Linked DNA regions of Homo sapiens: region 1 is linked to region 2. A link is a loop called in an ENCODE intact Hi-C map of the cell type or tissue named here. Cell type or tissue: PC-9. All regions are shown on one strand. Links, peaks and the distances in the headings refer to the core of each region. The heading gives the core; the rest is flanking DNA.

Region 1 (8,344 bases), core at 206-8,205, 70 kb before region 2:
TGTTTTCCTTGGATTTTACCCATTCTAGGATTAGTCAAGGGATTGAGATTGGGAAATCTTAAAGATCATAGTCCAAAGAATGTAGACACACAAAATAATAAAGCAAGTCAAAGCTAATTTCCAAAGATTACCATCCAATCAATCACACATTTCCTAAAAGTAGCAGTGGAGTTTTTAATTATTAAAGGTAAAAAGAGATTCATGTCTAAGTCCCAAAATTAATGGTTTACCCTCATTTGGTCCACAAGAGTTGTTTGCTATAACCAAGAGAGGACATTTTTAGTTCTATTGCTTAGGAGGGATTAACTTGTTAAAAAAAAAAAAAAAAAAACAAAGAAGAAGAAGTGAATATAAATATATAACTTCTGACTCTATCATAAACAAGGCAAATGTGTATCCCTAGAAAAATGAAGTGCTTAGCGCTTCTCAGCCAAAATTGCAATGCCATGTCCTTGGGTGCTATCTGAGTTGTAGAGCACCTTCACTCCAAAAAGATTACGGTGCCCACCCCTGCCACGTAACAAAGAATGCAAACAAAACATTTAAGTCACAAATCGTTTAAAGAAATACCATAAAGGCTACTTAAAAGCTCTATAAAATAACAAATGACAAAAAATTACTTAAATATTTTATAAAATAATATCAAATATTCCTTTCCAAAAATGCGTTGCCTTTGCTGCTTGTGCTTAAATACTAATTCCAACACAGAAACTCAAAGTAAGAACTAAAGGCCTATCTGTAGATGTCCATACTATAGTTTGAAGAGCTTTAGGGTCACCCTTCAGAAGTTCTAAGTCAGTAAGAAAGTAGTCTCAAAGTCAGACATTCAAGCCTGATGCTGGAGAAAAGCCAAGCCAGAGGAGGTGTTAAGTTTGTGGGTAGGCATATGCATCTGCACTTATAGGATGATCGGATGGGATTCCACCTTCAAGTCAACAGTGGGGAACAGATTTCAAAGAGCCTATATCTCCAAAAGGGCTTGAATTTTTGCCATCTCTTCCCAAGCTGTTGGGGAATAAACACAGGAATAGACGGTAGCAATTTCCATGGGTTGCACATCTCCCAGTGGAAAACTACCAGTGATAAGAAAGTGTTGGTATTCAAGGTGATCTTTTTCAAAAGCTTAGCTTGTATTTGGTATAACAATTCAAGCAGCAAAGTGATTTGATTGTTTCATTGCTTGTGGTGGTAGACTGAATTTTCTCATACATGGATCGTGCCTTCTCAAGACACAAAATCTCAATTTTGGAGATTTCATATTTTGGCCAAGGCAAGAATACAGAGATAAAAAGAGCTTCCTAAAGATAAATTATGTCCTAAAATACCAAATATGCTTATACTTAAAAAAGAAGCTTTTAATAGAAAGTATAATTTACTCCAGTTGACTACAAAACAAAAACCTTAATAAGTTCTAGTTGTTCACATTTAAAATTAGAAAACATTTTATATTCTAGGTTTAATTTATTTCGAAGTATTACAAAACAAACTCTTAAGCTCATAAAAAATTCTTTAATAATCTCTATCATTAAGTCCAAAATAGAATTCCTTAATAAGCCTTATGGTTGAGTTCATAGTATTATAATACACAAGGCATATTAAAGTCAATATTTTACATTCTGGATAATTAAATAAAATTCTAATTATATTCCATTTAAGTTGGGTATAATGTGTATTTTATATTACATTCTGGCTCTAAAAAAATAGAATCAACGTACGATTTACATATATACAATTTTCAACTAATCATAAAATGTATTTATCTGTAGCATCCCAGTTTCAGGACACAGTCTCAAAAAGGTTTGAGTTCCAAGGAAAATTTAAAAGGGAAAAAAATTAGAGGTGTTCTACCTTGGTTGTTTTTGTTTGCCATGTTATATGCAAACAGAGAAATAAAGAGATGCTACATCGAATGCAGCAAAAATGAAATTTTAACCAAGCTTCTTGACAAATATTGAAAAATTGAATGATGTTACATAACTATTCAAGGATTATTTATTCAGCTCAAGTAGAGAACAGTTTTAGGTGAGTATAATTCCTTCTGTACATGTTCAGAAATGAACTTCAAACAATAACTGCTTTATTAGTTTCAAATCAAGCTTTCATTCAAATGCAGAAAACATATCCGTTGTTTAGTCCGACTTATAATAGCTATCAACTCTTTTTCTACCAAAGGTTCCCCTCTTCTCCCACCTCATTCTTTGTAAGATGAGTAAGGAGACTTTTAAAAAATGTTTGGATAAAATTCATTTTGTCTATCATGCAACACAGGGAAAATATCAGTTAATTAAAAAGAAAAAAATCTTTGTAAAGTTAAAAGACCCTATAAGTTAATGAAATATTCTGAACTTCTGAAAATTTTTGACAAAATTTATTATATTCTAAGTAGCCTTTTTGGAAAGATAACTAAAATAATATCAATCCTCCATTCACACACAACAAAATAAAATAAATTTAACTGGGAATTACATTTTAAATTATTCTGTTTTTAATGTTTTGCTCTCAATGTACAGTAATATTTAAATGATTTATGAAGAAAATGAAAAATCAACTTAGCATACATTTTTAAACCTGTGTTTAATTAGAACTTTTTATCTTTGAAGTGTATACTACTTTTGTCAACAATATGATTTTGTACAATACAGAATTAATAAATATTTGGAAAAAGATAATTTTTCTGAAATAAAAAAACATAGGACTCAGAAAAATATAGTCTGTTTTGATTTTGCATTTTTACTTGTATATCTACTTGCTGTATCTTTCTAAAATCATTTTAAGACAAAATTGGTCTGATAAACTTTCTTGCAATTTTGGTGTTCTTCTGGTATTTCAGCCTCATATTAGCTAAGCACGACTTCAAGGAAGATCAAACGATGGAGGACCTAAAAACTAAGTCTACCTGAGGAAACTTTTCCTATTACTTCATATAAACTTTCTGGTTTATTTTCAACGAAAGGACAGATGAGATTGTTTGGGGAGGTGGGGGGCATGTGTAGCTGGTTCGGGGTTTTTGTGTTTGGTTTTGTTTTTGTTAGTTTATTCTTAGAGCACTCTTTTACTAAAGTCACCAATATAATTCACATTCTTTTAATAATGAAAAACTGCTTGTGCTAGTTTTATCTCATGAGAAAAAACACTGTTCCTAAATCAAAAGCAAAATGTTGTATGTTCAGAGCTATATGAAGACAGCCAAGTTATAAAAGCCCATTTTCAGATCTGGAACAACTTCTGAAAACAAAGAGGGTATTTGGGATACCTTATGCTAAAGAAAAAAAAAATCCTGCTTTCATTATTTCCTGATTCTGGAGATCCAATAAAAACTTTATGGAATAAAAAGTCTTGCAAAAATCCTTCAGTGAAAACACAACCAACCACTCCCACCCCCAACCCCCTTCTAAAGTAATGAGAGTTGATAAACTATAATTGCAGTATGGAAATTTTTACATTTTCTTATGAGTTTTAAAAGAAAGATTAAAAGGTTCATTGGCTTTTCAAACAGCAATTATTTTAGCACCTAAAAGATACACAACTAAAATATATGCGTATTTATTTTCAAAGAAACACCAACAAAAATTAAAACATTGGTGATTAGGTAAATACTGATGACGCCAATATAAAAGTATTTGCCACTGCAAAGGGCCTAAGCACAATCACATCTTGTCCCGATCATACCTGCCTGCCAGAACAAAATAGGCAGCTGACCAATTATGGGGTGTTTATCTATACAGTGGTACCTTTGTTCTCCAACAATGTCAGATTGCAAATGTCCTGGAACACATATTTACCTGGAGGATTCTTGGCAGGATCATTGTGGCTTGGACTTCCTGATTGTCCAGAATCTGTAAAGAAATCACAGAAAATGTTTTCTTTTTAATTTGTTTTGAAAGAATTTCACAATCCTCAAAGGACTCGAAAAAAAAATTTGAAGGTATAAAAATGAAGTTGAGTGCTTAAATAAAATACACTTTCCCAAGACTTTTGATAGAAACATTTTACTCATCAAACTACATGAATGCATATACATATTTCTATGTCAAAAGAAAAACACAAGTATTGATCTATAATTTTCTTGGGCTAGAGCAAGGTTTTTTTGAAACAAAAGATCTGGCTACAAAGCCATTGAAGATGGTTTGAAGGTTAGGCAAATATTGAGGCCTGTCAGTAGCAATATGAAATAAAGCAGATATATTCTCTTAAAAATGCAATCTAAGTGTAATTAAACGTGCATTTAAAAGCCTGAAAGTATGTTTTTATTCAATGAGTAAAATACACAGAAATGAGAGTCCGCTTTTCCATGATTTCACACACAAGTACACATACCCACTCCAATAATCTCCCAACCTACTGGATCCAGGCCCAGATTTATCTACATCCCATAATAGCAATCGATTTGCAAACAGCAAGGAAAGCATAAATTACTAGGTAGAAACCAACATGGCTTTGTGGAGAGCAAATGGTTGAATCAATTTAATTTCCATCCATGACAGATGGACAGACTTTGCAGGTAAGGAGGAAGAGATCAATGTCGTATATCTGAATTTCCTACCCCATACTATTCCTCATTGATGCTACAGAAAGAAACGTGGAAGACATACAACTGTTAGGCAACATGCCCTTTCGGACTGATCTGACACTGTTGTGTTTTGCTCACTCCTCTTCCCTCCTTGTACCCTCTCCATTTATCTGTGTCATTTGCCCCATATTATTATACACTTACTTGCGAGTTGCTTTGTAATCTTCTTTTATTGGTTCTAGCATTTAAGTTTTGTCGCCCCAACTAAATTGCATACTCCTAAGCAGAGGCAGAGATTCTGTCTACTTCTTTTGTGTCCTCCTCAGTGTGCTGTTCATGGCTGTGAATGCACTAGGCTTGCAGTAAACGCCGGAGGAATGGATGGCTCAGCTCCAGCAGCCTCTTTGCTTGCCTAGAAAAGGCAATTTTGAACTTGATAATGAATTTCAACAAAATTTGATAGGTGGGGCACAAATGACGGCTCTGTCATGTACTGCCATATACTGACAAGTCTCTTCCCCCAAACCTTGCCATTATACTTGAGCCAAGAAAGTGATTTGGTTAAGCAGGAAAATCATATGCTGGTTTTTTTCATCGGGGTTATTCTGTCCTTCCAGGTAAGTGATTAACATACTGAAATTGCTGCTTCTACTATTAAATGCAAGAACATCCTGTTAGTTTCTTCTCATATAAAACCTGGTTATTTATTTCTGCCCTTTGCCTCATGCCTGTTAGCTTAGATTTAATGCTGAAATCAGAATTTTACCCCTTCATCCCATTTCCTTAATTGTCTTTTTGGTTTTATTCTAGAACAGATTTCATGAGATCTTGGCAGGCATATTTAGTGATTCCCACATTTTCCTCCAATTGTTTCCTGATTTTTCAAAATGAAAGTAAAGAAACTAGAAATGACCATTCTTCATCTGGCTCGAGTCTCCTGAAGACAGTCAGAGAGCTGAGAACTCTCTGAAAATCTCTCTCATCTCCCATGAAGTCCTCTTATTACTTTTTCTGAAATCAAGGCAAGATTCAGTGACTTATAAATTAGGAGATCAATCTTCTTCGTTCTACATTCCTTTAAAAAACTGGTACAATATGGGCCACTTTCCAGGCCTGGAGTATGATAGCTACATAAAAATGATAAATCATAACTTTTTGCTATAGCATCAGCTATTTTTACCTTGAGTTCCTCTGACAAATGTCTCTCAGCATTGATATTACATTCCAGTTTAATTTCTCAAGCGATTCTAACATTTTTTAGGAATTCCTACTTATGTATAATACACCCACTGACCAGAGCCTCCCTATGTTTTACTTTCCCTCCAAAGCTATCTCACTCTTATGAAGGTCTAGACATGCACCCCTCAAGGTGGCTAATGCCAAGCTTGTGATGACACCTGAGATAGTTAAAGTTGTCAATTGTTGCAGCAGTCGCCTTATTTCAGGAGTTGTAGACTCTGCATGAGCCTTAGCATGTTTAGTTACAGCAACTTCAAAATGGTGCCGCAAAACTCTTTTCCATCATCTGTTGCTAAAATTTGGGTCCAGCAGAGAAAAGAATGAAAAGTCTCTTCCATTCGTAAGAAACTATCCAGCTAGAACAATGGCATCCCCTGTTACCACAACATCCCACTTGGGAAACTCTATTCTTTTCTGCTATAAATTACTTTTTCTTCTCATTTCCAACAACTGCAGACCAACTTCTTCGATTGAAAAAATATACTTACTAAAAAAACCACAAGCATTTGAGGGAAAGCTGAAGTAGACCCTAAATTTGAGGCACACATTGGCTTTTTGTAACAATTCCACTTTCTAAAATGATCTGGTGTTTACTGGCACACAATGACAGACTCCTTCATATGCCAAAGCCCATACCTTCTCATGAAATAAAGCAGTGTATACTGTGTCTCAGAAACATAGGAGAGGGCCCTCTCAGTGAGCAAATGATAGAGCATTTACTTTTCAGACTGTAAATTCTAACACTATAATCTACTCTTAACTCTTATGTCACCTTATATCGGTCACTTAATTCCAACTGCTGGAAAAGGAAGTAACCAGGGAGTCGTGGTTGGCAGAGAAACCAAAAATGAACTGTTATTGTGGTTGACTTCAGAGAAGGAATTATTCAGACCACATCTAAACCCCTTCCAATTCACCACCTAGGTCAAATTACTCTATACCCAAAGGTTTTATTTAACCACTTCCATCACTTTGCTCAACACCCCCCACCTCTCTCTCTCTCTCTCTCTCTCTCTGTGTGTGTGTGTGTGTGTGTGTGTGTGTGTGTGTGTGTGTGTGTGTGTGTATTTAATATGTTACAGTGAAGCCTGGCTCTGTCCCTCACTAGTGACATGATCTTGTACAAAATTACTTACTCTTAAGAGTCTTGGTGTCTGGATCTTGAAAACTGCAATAATATTATCTACCTTGTAAAATCATTGCAAGATTCTATCACATTAAGCACCAAAAGCATTGGGTCAGACACAGTCTACATTATCAGTAAATAAAAGATATTAATATTAAGCATAGAGCCACATTTAAAATGATTAATATATTTAATGGTTTAAACATATTAAAATGAAAAAATTAATCATTTTTAATGTGGCTCTATGCTTAATAACAACTAACTTTTAGGAAGAAAGGGAGAAAAGGGACATAACTAAGTTCTGTCCATCCCAACACACGCATCTGAAAATGACTGGTGGGATGACTAAGCATGGAGAAGTGTGTGCCTACCTGAGAAATCCTGTGTAAATGCTTTCACCCCTCATTCCCCAAAAGGGAGGAGTCCACTGCTCTTCAAGGCTCTTAGCAGCTGTCATGCTCAAAAGGCAGTAGATACCAGCCAGTTGATGAAAATTACCTTCCAGAAGGCTGAAGTCTTTGAGGAACAAGGCTGCTAAGAGTTGTGAGCTGCCCAGCATACTGGGTCTGGTGTCTGGGAAAAAAAATTTTTTTTTTTTTTTTGAGACAGAGTCTTGCTCTGTCACCCAGGCTAGAGTGCAGTAGCACTATCACAGCTCACTGAAGCCTCCACCTCCTGGGTTCAAGCCATTCTTGTGCTTCAGCCTCCCGAGTAGCTAGGACTACAGGCGCACACCACCACACCCAGCTAGTTTTTGTATTTTTTGGTAGAGACGGGGTTTCACCATGTTGGTCAGGCTGGTCTTGAACTCCTGGCCTGAAGCGATCCGCCTACCTCGGCCTCCCAAAGTGCTGGGATTACAGGTGTGAGCCACCACACCCAGTTTAGTGTCTGGAAAGATTTTGATGCAGTAGAGAAAAAGAGAGGAGTTTTTGGAGGCAGCCAACCAAAACCAGTCCTCCCTCATTCTCTTCCACCTCTCATTTTATCTTCCTCGATCTCAATCTCTATTTTCCCCATTCTTTAAGTGTGGGTTTCATGTTCCCCATTCTTTAAGTGTGGGTTAAACATATGTTTATTCTTCTAAAAAAAAAGTAATGAAGTTATTTCTAAATTACTATATTTTAAACTCAATCAGTTCCTTCTTCTCCAGGTTAAAGATTCTCCAGGAACAAGAAAAGGTTCACATTCATGCACGACCCTTACCAACTTTTCAATCCTTTCGTCCACTCCTTTTTTAAAAGCGGTCAATCTCTCGTGGCTCTTCTAATATCTAAGCTTACCTAAGGAGTGAGCAGTTTTTCCTATGACCCAATTTTATGGAAGATCCTAGGACACATAAGTGATCAAACGGCTTGTCCAAAGTTGCATAGCAACTATTAAAACTTATGTTCTCTATATGGACAGCCTATTCAGACACAATACTTCTTGAATCGTTATGATGCAATCCTAAAATAATGCGAAGCTAA
Region 2 (8,344 bases), core at 263-8,262:
AGTCACTACACCTTCATACAGGACTGTGCTCCAGCCAGCCACCAAAATGCCTCTCTGCCCTTCACCCTGCAAAATCCCATTTACCCTGGGATATCAAGTTTAATTTCACTCTGCTGAAGTCCTTCCTAATCAACCCTGCATTGTGTCCTCCTCTGAGCCTTCAGTCCCTTTGTTGATAGCTCTATTTCCACACATCTCATACATGGATTTGTAGAGTGAATGCCCATATGTTTGCCATATCATTTTTGAAGAGCTTTTGCTGTAAATGAGAACTTCAGTGAGTAATTTCCAATTACTTTCCCCCAAATTAACAGGCAAATATTAGGAAACATCCTATGCCAAACCCTCTTATTTGGTGCCACTGACAGTGCTAACAGGCTAGAGTGAAATATCAAGGTATATGTGTGGTTCACAGAAAACCACTAATATCACCCTGCTATTGACTGAACTGTGTCCCTGAAAATGCATATGCTGAAGACCCAATCCCCAGTGTAACTGCATTTGGAGACAGGGTCTTTATGGAAGTAATTAAGGTTAAATGAGGTCATAAAGTTGAAGGCCTGTTAAAACGGGTTTAGTATCCCTACAAAGAAGAGATGCCAATGTGCCTGATCTCTCTCTCTCTCTCTTGCTTTCTTTCACTATATCTCTCTCTCTCTCTGCTTTCTGAGACACAATAAGCAGGTGGCTGTCTGCAAACCACGAAGAGAGCCCTCACCAGAATCCAATGATGCTAATTCCCTGATCTCAGACTCCCAGCCTCCAGGACTGTGAGAAAAGAAATTTCTACCATTTAAGCCACCCAGTCTATGGTATTTTGTTATGACAACCCAAGCTGACTAGGACTTATACCATAGTCAAGAGAACTTGAACAGTCCACAATTAAGTGGTGAGACTGTCTCTGGTATGATGCACAATGTATTTAACTTTACAAACAGACTCATTAATCTCTCAAAAGCTTAACACTGTCACCATTTTACAGACAGATCCAGCTAATGGTTGGAGGCCTTCCATGCGCCATCCAATAATGCAGGGAGAGGCAGTGACCATGCCCAGAACAGGATTCTAAAGTCCTGCCTTTCAAATCCCTGACCTAGAAAAAAGGACTACTCCATTTCTCACAGGAAAATGTGCCAGTCATGGAGGCCTACATGGCACGTCTCTGCACTGCTCCAGGTCAGGAGGGCCATCTGACACTGCACAGGCACCACTGCAGGGCAAAAGGATGATCAAGCATCCAAAGGCCACCGCCACCACTGACTAGCTGAAAAACCATGAAAAAGTTATATAATTTCACTGGATATAAAATTAAAGCAAGATTTTAATACTTACCTTGTAGGGTCACTGTGAAGATCAGAAATAAAATACAGAAGTACATGGCCCACTGCTTGGCATACAGTCAAGACTCAGTAATTAGTGGGTACTCTGCATGCTTTGATGTCACCTCATTAACAGTTTCACTTCTACCTAAACTAAAAGCAGGAACAGGGTGTTCTTATTATTTTTTAAAATCTACAGTAGATATCTGCCCTGTTTGTTTAGGTGTTGTCTACACAGTATCTACTAATTTTTTCTTTTTTTCTTTTTTTTTTTTTTTGAGACAGGGTCTCTCCCTGTCACCCAGGCTGGAGTACAACGGCATAATCAAAGCTCACTGTAACTCTGAACTCCTGGACTCAAGCAATCCTCCTGCCTCAGTCTCCTGAGTAGCTGGGACTAAAGGCATGCACCACCATGCCCAGCTAACTTTTGAATTTTTTTGTAGAGATGGGGTCTCCCTATGTTGCCCAGGCTGGTCTTGAACTCCTGGCCTCAGCAATCCTCCCACCTCAGCTCTACTTCTTTCTTTCTTTCCTTCTTTCCTCCCTTCCTTCCATCCTAGCAATCCTCCCACCTAAACTGCCCTTCCTTCCTTCCCACCTAAACTGCCCTGCCCTCCCCTCTCCTCCACTCCCCTCCCCTCCCTTCCTTCCTTTCTTCCTTCCTTCCTTCCTGTAGCCTTGGTCTCCCAGGCTCAAGTGATCCTCCCACCTCAGCCTCCAGAGTAGCTGGGATTACAGGCATACACCACCATGTCGGACTAATCTTTTATTTTTTTGTGGGGATGGGATCTCACTATGTTGTCCAGGCTGGTCTCAAACTCTTGAACTCAAGCAGTCCTCCTGCCTTAGCCTCCCCAAATCCTGGGATTACAGGCATGAGCCACCACGCCCGGCCTCTATTACTTTTTGTTAGTAATAACAATAATTTTCCTCTGGGAAGCCACTCTTCCCCACTTTCTGAGATCATGTAGTTTGGGTGTCTCGTGATCCTCCTCTAGCTCCTCTCCAAGAACAGGCAGGAGACTTAAGCATAGCCAAAGAGAAGAAAGCACCAGTTCAGCAACAGGTTCAGGGGTAGTCCAAGGAGATCCAGCCCAGGAACGTCTGCAGGGACTAGTGAGGAAGGGAACATTTTCCTCCCCACTGGGTTTGCTTGGCTAATAGAATATAAGCCTTCACTGTGGAAAGAGACCCTCTTTGCCCGAGAAGTAAGGGAACAAAGAGAATGGCATAGGAAGAGAATCAGAGAAACATTCCCAGTTACATCATTTGAACACCTGAATCAAACTGTACCTGCAGATAAACTGGACTTTTAAATTACATCAGAGAATAATCTCCCTTTCTCACTTCAGTCTGTATAACTTCAGTTTCTTACACTTGCAATTAATATACAAACCAAATAGCAGCAAGAATTTGACACCTTTCAGTGACCAAAAGGACCACTGAAATAAGAACTTAGTGATAAGAAATACCTTTCATTAAATTCTCACTGTACGTCAACTAAATATTTCAAATTTAGTATTTCCAATTACATAAACTGAGGATGGGGGTAGATATTATTATCTCTGCTTTACTGATAAGCAAATTATGAGTCAAAGAGCTTAAACAAATTGCCCAAGTTTAAATAGTAAGTGGTGGAGATGAGATACTACCTAAGATTTAGCTTTTTTCTTTTCTTAAGTATTACCAAGAAATAGTATTACTCGGAAATCTCACATATTTATAAGATCCCTTTGTTTTATGCTCTTATAGCATCATGTGCCTTTTCACCAAATGATTCACCACAATTGTTCATTCTACTTTTTTTTAAGATTGCGTCTCACTGTTGCCTAGGCTAAAGTGCATTTTTGTGATCCTTTGATTTGGGAAATTGTTTTCTCCCATTATCTTATAAACTTCCTCAGTTTACGTCTATCATGATTATTGCATATCATTGTGCATTCACTGACAATAGTAGATACTTAGCAAGTACTGTAAAAAAATAGAAAGGAAGGAAGAGAGAGAGGGAGGGAGGGGAGAAGAAGAGAGGAAGGAAGGAGAGTAAAGGGAAAAGAAATGAGGAAGGAGGGAGAGGGCAGAAGAGAGAATGGAAAAGTGAGAGGGGAAGGTAATTCCACAACCCCTTCACCACCCTTAAGCCCTTTCTTGAGATAATTTAGGGCCTAGCAATAGACAGTGGTGACACTGTCCTCATGCAAAGGGATAAATAGAGGAATTCCGGAACAAGGCAGGAATATCATCATAAATGCCAAAGTCTTGTGGATACCATTTCTGACTCCCCCAAAACCCCACACAGTAGGAACAAACATGATAAAAAGTTTCACCTATTCCTAACTCCTTGTTCAAAACCCCTCGAGTCTCTTTCTTCTTTTCTTGATAAGTCTTAGGGTAACACACCAAGTTTTAAAACTCAGTTACAAATTTGCCCTTAACTGAGCATCTGAAAGGTTATCACGCAGGATTTTTAGCTCTAACAGGGAGGAGGGTCTTTTGAGTTTATGGCCTGTTGAGCACTTTTGTGCTGAGTCAAGGAAGATAAGAGGAGTGGGAAACAGGAAGAATCCATTAGACAGTGTCTGTGCATATAATATCTTTTTTTGTTTTCTTTATGTAAGTTCTCTGATGGACAATAATGTCCCCAGGTAGCTAATGTCACAAACCTCTTAAACATGAGAGAGAAATTGTACCATTTCTCAAAGGCAGCTTTTTGGAAGGGAAGATCAAAGAGGAGGCAGAATTAAAGCCTTAGCTCAAAAGGAAGACAGATTTCCAAAACTTCAGCTTTTGCCATTAAAACTTTCAGGTGTGTCCCAAGATAAATGATACATCATTGGCTACTACATCCCCACAGTGGCCTCACTACTACCTCAATTTGATTTTGTGAAGGAGTGCTGAAGCACTATCAAAGAACTTTGGTGTTCCCTTGCTTATGTCATAGTTACCTAGAGAAAAGAGAGTATGCCTTAGGAAATATTCCAGTTTAAAGCAACATTAAACATACCAAATTCATCACCGGGATTACAGTATATAGAATATTTTAAGTCAACCTGTATATCTCTGTCAATTATATTTTATTTTAACTATGTGAGAGAAGGAATAAAAGTTACTAAGGTATCACCTTTTCTAGTAAAAGATAACCAAATAAATCCATTGAGAAGTCACGTTTATTCAAAAGAATTGGTTTCTCTGGACTTATGACATTTGAGTATAGTACCTCCTTTCTTCTAGAATACTCTGAGTTAATAAAAGTTTTTTTGAAAATGAAATCCATGGGTATGTGTCATAATAAGTAAATACTAAATGCTTGTAGTTTTTCAGAGACTTTTCTTAGGTGATGTCTATTCCTGAAGTATGATCAGAATGCAACATCTAACATTTTACATAATTAAAGATTATAGTATTTTGTTTTAAAAAGCAAACTAGAAACCTCAAGAAAAACCTATCCACTGGCATTCCTTTGAAACATACATACAAAGAACTTTACGGTGTTTTTCCTTGCCTTTGGGTGTTTGTTTTACAAGAGAGGAACTCCAGGTGCAATCACTGAATGAGGAATTAGAACCTCCCTCCAAGCTTTCATCTGATTGCATACCAACACATAACGAAGGACATGATATATTTACAGTAGCTAAAGAGTTAATCTTTAGCAACTCTGCTTAAAAATCCTAATGGCAGACTGCCCATCATTCTTTTAGACAGAGCTTGTCAGAAAAACTAGGGCAGCTTGTCCAGCTCAGCAGTCAACTGATTACTAGTGAACTCAATGGGGCTCCCAGCCAACCCCTGAGATTGCTGCCAGCCCCTTGGGTATTCAAAGGCCAAGTTCCAATGTGGTTTACTTTGCCAGAATCACATGATGTCAGTGCTATTTTCTCCTGACCAGAATAACCAGTCATTCAGGTTACTGCAAGTGGTATCGGTGAACTAGGCATCACTTCACTGTTAGAGGTCACATACACACCAAGGCTCTGCTCCTTCTCACCACGGCCGAGGGGCCACTGGAGCCTCCTGCAGGAGGTCAGCTAATCCCAGTTTGTCAGTTCCAGCCACCCAAATCCTGCACGGGCATCCTGCACACCGCAGTCTGCTCCAAGGACCAGGAATTACACAGGCGTGCTGCACATGGCACACTTAGAGAACAAAACAAACAGGTCCAACTTTTATAAAGAACAAGCTGGAGAGGAAAACAACAGAAAACTGGTTTTGGCTTTCACTTATATTATATTACTCGAGGTTTAGTAGGCAAGCCACACAAATTCTGTGGGATTTAGTCACCGTTATCCACCTATGCCCACATTCTTTGCATGGTAGTAAGACATTAATTAATTTTTACATCTATCAGGAGATTTTTCAGTTGCTACAGGATTTGCAAGGGTACATGCATGTAAGGAGTAGCCAGTTTTTAAAACTGTGATTACCCTTATCTTTCGGTGAGAGAAAGTATTTCACTCCCTAATGCAGAGAATTAAAAAACAAGATCCACTTTTTAATCTTTCTTCCTCCAGAAGAAAATACAAACATCAGGAATAGCAAACGGGCTGATATGGCTGGTGGACTCTGTTTTCAAAGTCTTGAACATATTTCCCAATGCCTTAAAAACCTTGAAATATTTTTAATATTCCTCATTACTTCTATGGCACTTTGCATTTATTTATATGAATTCATTTTAAAAACTCACTTTAAAGAGACTAAATCTTTAAAATATGACATTTAAAAATACTGTAGATTTTCTATATCATTATATTTATAGTTTTTCATCCTTTCTTTTTTCTGTCAGTAAAGTAATAAAGTTTTAACTGCTGAGAAATAATGGGCAGCAAGGTAAAGAAGTGTCATGATTTTTAAACATTTGTATTTGTTAAAAAAAACAGAAACTGCTTCAGTTATAATATGTAAAAGAAAAAGAACTGTAATGACTGCAGTAACTACTATTACGTAAAAGACAATACATGTTTCAGAAATAATAGAGTCAATGAACTATCTGTTACTACTGGATACATCCTTATTAATATTACCTTGGGGAAACCTCTAAGCAAAGTGAGAACAAGATCACGAGAACAGGCGTCTTAAGATCTACTGATGCAGCTTTACATGTTCCTGCCATACAACTTTGTGGAGGAAAAAAAAATAATGTCTTTCCATCTCCTGCAGCAAAATATTGCACCCATGACGGTCACCCGTATTAAACTCAGGTAAACTTCTACAAGAAGTCCATCTGTCAAGGAAATTGTACAGTAAGAAAAGACTGGTGATGGATGCATGGAAGGAAGGAAAGGAGGGAGGAAGGAAGGAAGGGAGGGAGGGAGGGAGGGAAGGCAGGTTGGTTTCTACAAAGAAAAAAAAGACCAAAAACAATTATTTTTACATCAATGCTTCATAATTTTCATTCATTCCATCCATGAAGAAAGTTTAAGCAGATCTGCAACAACTTCAAAGCCAATGTTATCATGTTTTTCAATCAAAATCAGGTGCTACAGTTAGTGTTCCCTGATGGTTACAGCTCATCTTTGACTATTCAACATGTCTTTTGTCCTGGTCTTTTATTTCCTTCTCAGATGCATCATATCCTACTGCTAACATAACATCTTTAACGAACTAACAAATGTTTGAAAGAAAGAGACTTGCTAGATACAAGTTCTCTGGTGCAAAGGGACTGAGTGGTCACCACCAATTAGATTATAGCGGGATAATTTCACAGTTCTCGAGATGATTGTTTCAAGGAAGGCTGGAAATGTACAGAGGCAGAATAGCCTGGAAGTGTGTGGTTTTCTCTAAGCAGACCAAAACAGCCCACAAAACTCCCAGAAGGAAAAAAGCAAGTGAGATTTCGATCCTTTGGCAATGAAGAAATAATGCACAAATAAAATGTTTTAGCCTAGCACAGGGGCTCACACCTGTTAGTCCCAACTACTTGGGTGGCTGAGGCGGGAGGATTGCTTAAGCTCAGGAGTTAGGGACCACTCTGGGCAATACAGTGAGACCCCATTTCCAAAAATAATTTTTTAATAAAAAAAAGAAAAAAATGTTTAAAATGAAGTTGTCAGAAATACTCTTTTGAGACTACGTAATAACCTGGGTGCTGCCTCTAGGTATCTTTGCGGAATTGTTACAGTAAGTAAAACTCTCTCAAGCCAACATTCATGGCTCTCCATGAAGTAATCTCTATTTATTTTTTTCACGTGGCCTCCAGCACATCATGGGTCTTGTATTCCAGCTACACTGGATAACTTCTTGTACATTTTCCTGCCCTTTGACTTTTGCTCATGCTGTTCCCCTGGTCTAAATGCCTCCCCAGCACTTGACAAAACCCGTCTTTTAAAGTCAGTTAAAAACATAATTTCTCAGGCCAGTCATGGTAGCTCATGCCCGTAATCCCAGCACTTTGGGAGGCTGAGGCAAGCAGATAACTTGAGGCCAGTAGTTTGAGACTAGCCTGGCCAACATAGCAAAACCCCATTCTAGTAAAAGTACAAAAATTAGCCAGGCATGATGGCACACACCTGTAGTCCCAGCTACTCAAGTGGCTGAGGCATAAGAATCGCTTGAACCTGGGAGGTAGAGGTTGCAGCGAGCCATGATCACACCACTGCACTCCAGCCTGGGCAACAGAGTGACACTGTCTCAAAAAAAACAAAACAAAACAAAACAAAACAAAACAGCATTTCTCCATAAGATGCTCCCTCCACCCCTAGAACCAGATATGAGCTCCTCCACTGCATCTCAGTAGCTTCACATTTATACAGTACTTCTCTTAAACACTGACTTGATATGGGCTTGCGTTACTTACTGATCTTATCCCTCCACCAGACATAAGCACATAAGCATGGAGACACGCATCTTCAGGGATGTGCACTCAATAATCGTTTGCTGATTTGAAGTGAAATGATGAGGCTAATTTATTTTACAGTACTCCCGTGCACTGGTTCTCTAATAGCTGCTCAAAGGCCCTCCACTGATCCAAAAGCCCATCTGCTATAATATTAGTGTTAATAATGATACATAGGTTCCTGAGATAAATAATT

Evidence for each region. Hi-C counts contacts between places; a loop is a spot of excess contacts. Peaks named below come from ENCODE experiments on the same cell type or tissue, not always from the same donor. Only the 100,000 strongest peaks of a DNase experiment are listed, where the experiment ranks them.
Region 1: a loop joins it to region 2, with 4 times the contacts of the local background. A loop is called at or near these places in 2 of 110 quality-filtered maps.

What each region holds. Positions count from the first base shown.
Region 1 is chr9:14,175,945-14,184,288 of GRCh38, forward strand. It overlaps NFIB (nuclear factor I B), which reads right to left. Exons shown (of 11, transcript NM_001190737.2): 3 at 3,783-3,836. Among named protein-coding and RNA genes, the nearest start is that of NFIB, 130 kb to the right of the region's middle. In PC-9, for the core only: no CTCF peak of the experiment used is centred there; a DNase peak (open chromatin) is centred at 3,737; H3K27ac peaks cover 1,766 bases.
Region 2 is chr9:14,246,354-14,254,697 of GRCh38, forward strand. The region is part of intron 2 of NFIB (nuclear factor I B); the gene reads right to left. Among named protein-coding and RNA genes, the nearest start is that of NFIB, 64 kb to the right of the region's middle. RefSeq lists a silencer at 5,017-5,311. In PC-9, for the core only: no CTCF peak of the experiment used is centred there; DNase peaks (open chromatin) are centred at 5,108 and 5,558; H3K4me3 peaks cover 2,132 bases; H3K27ac peaks cover 4,542 bases.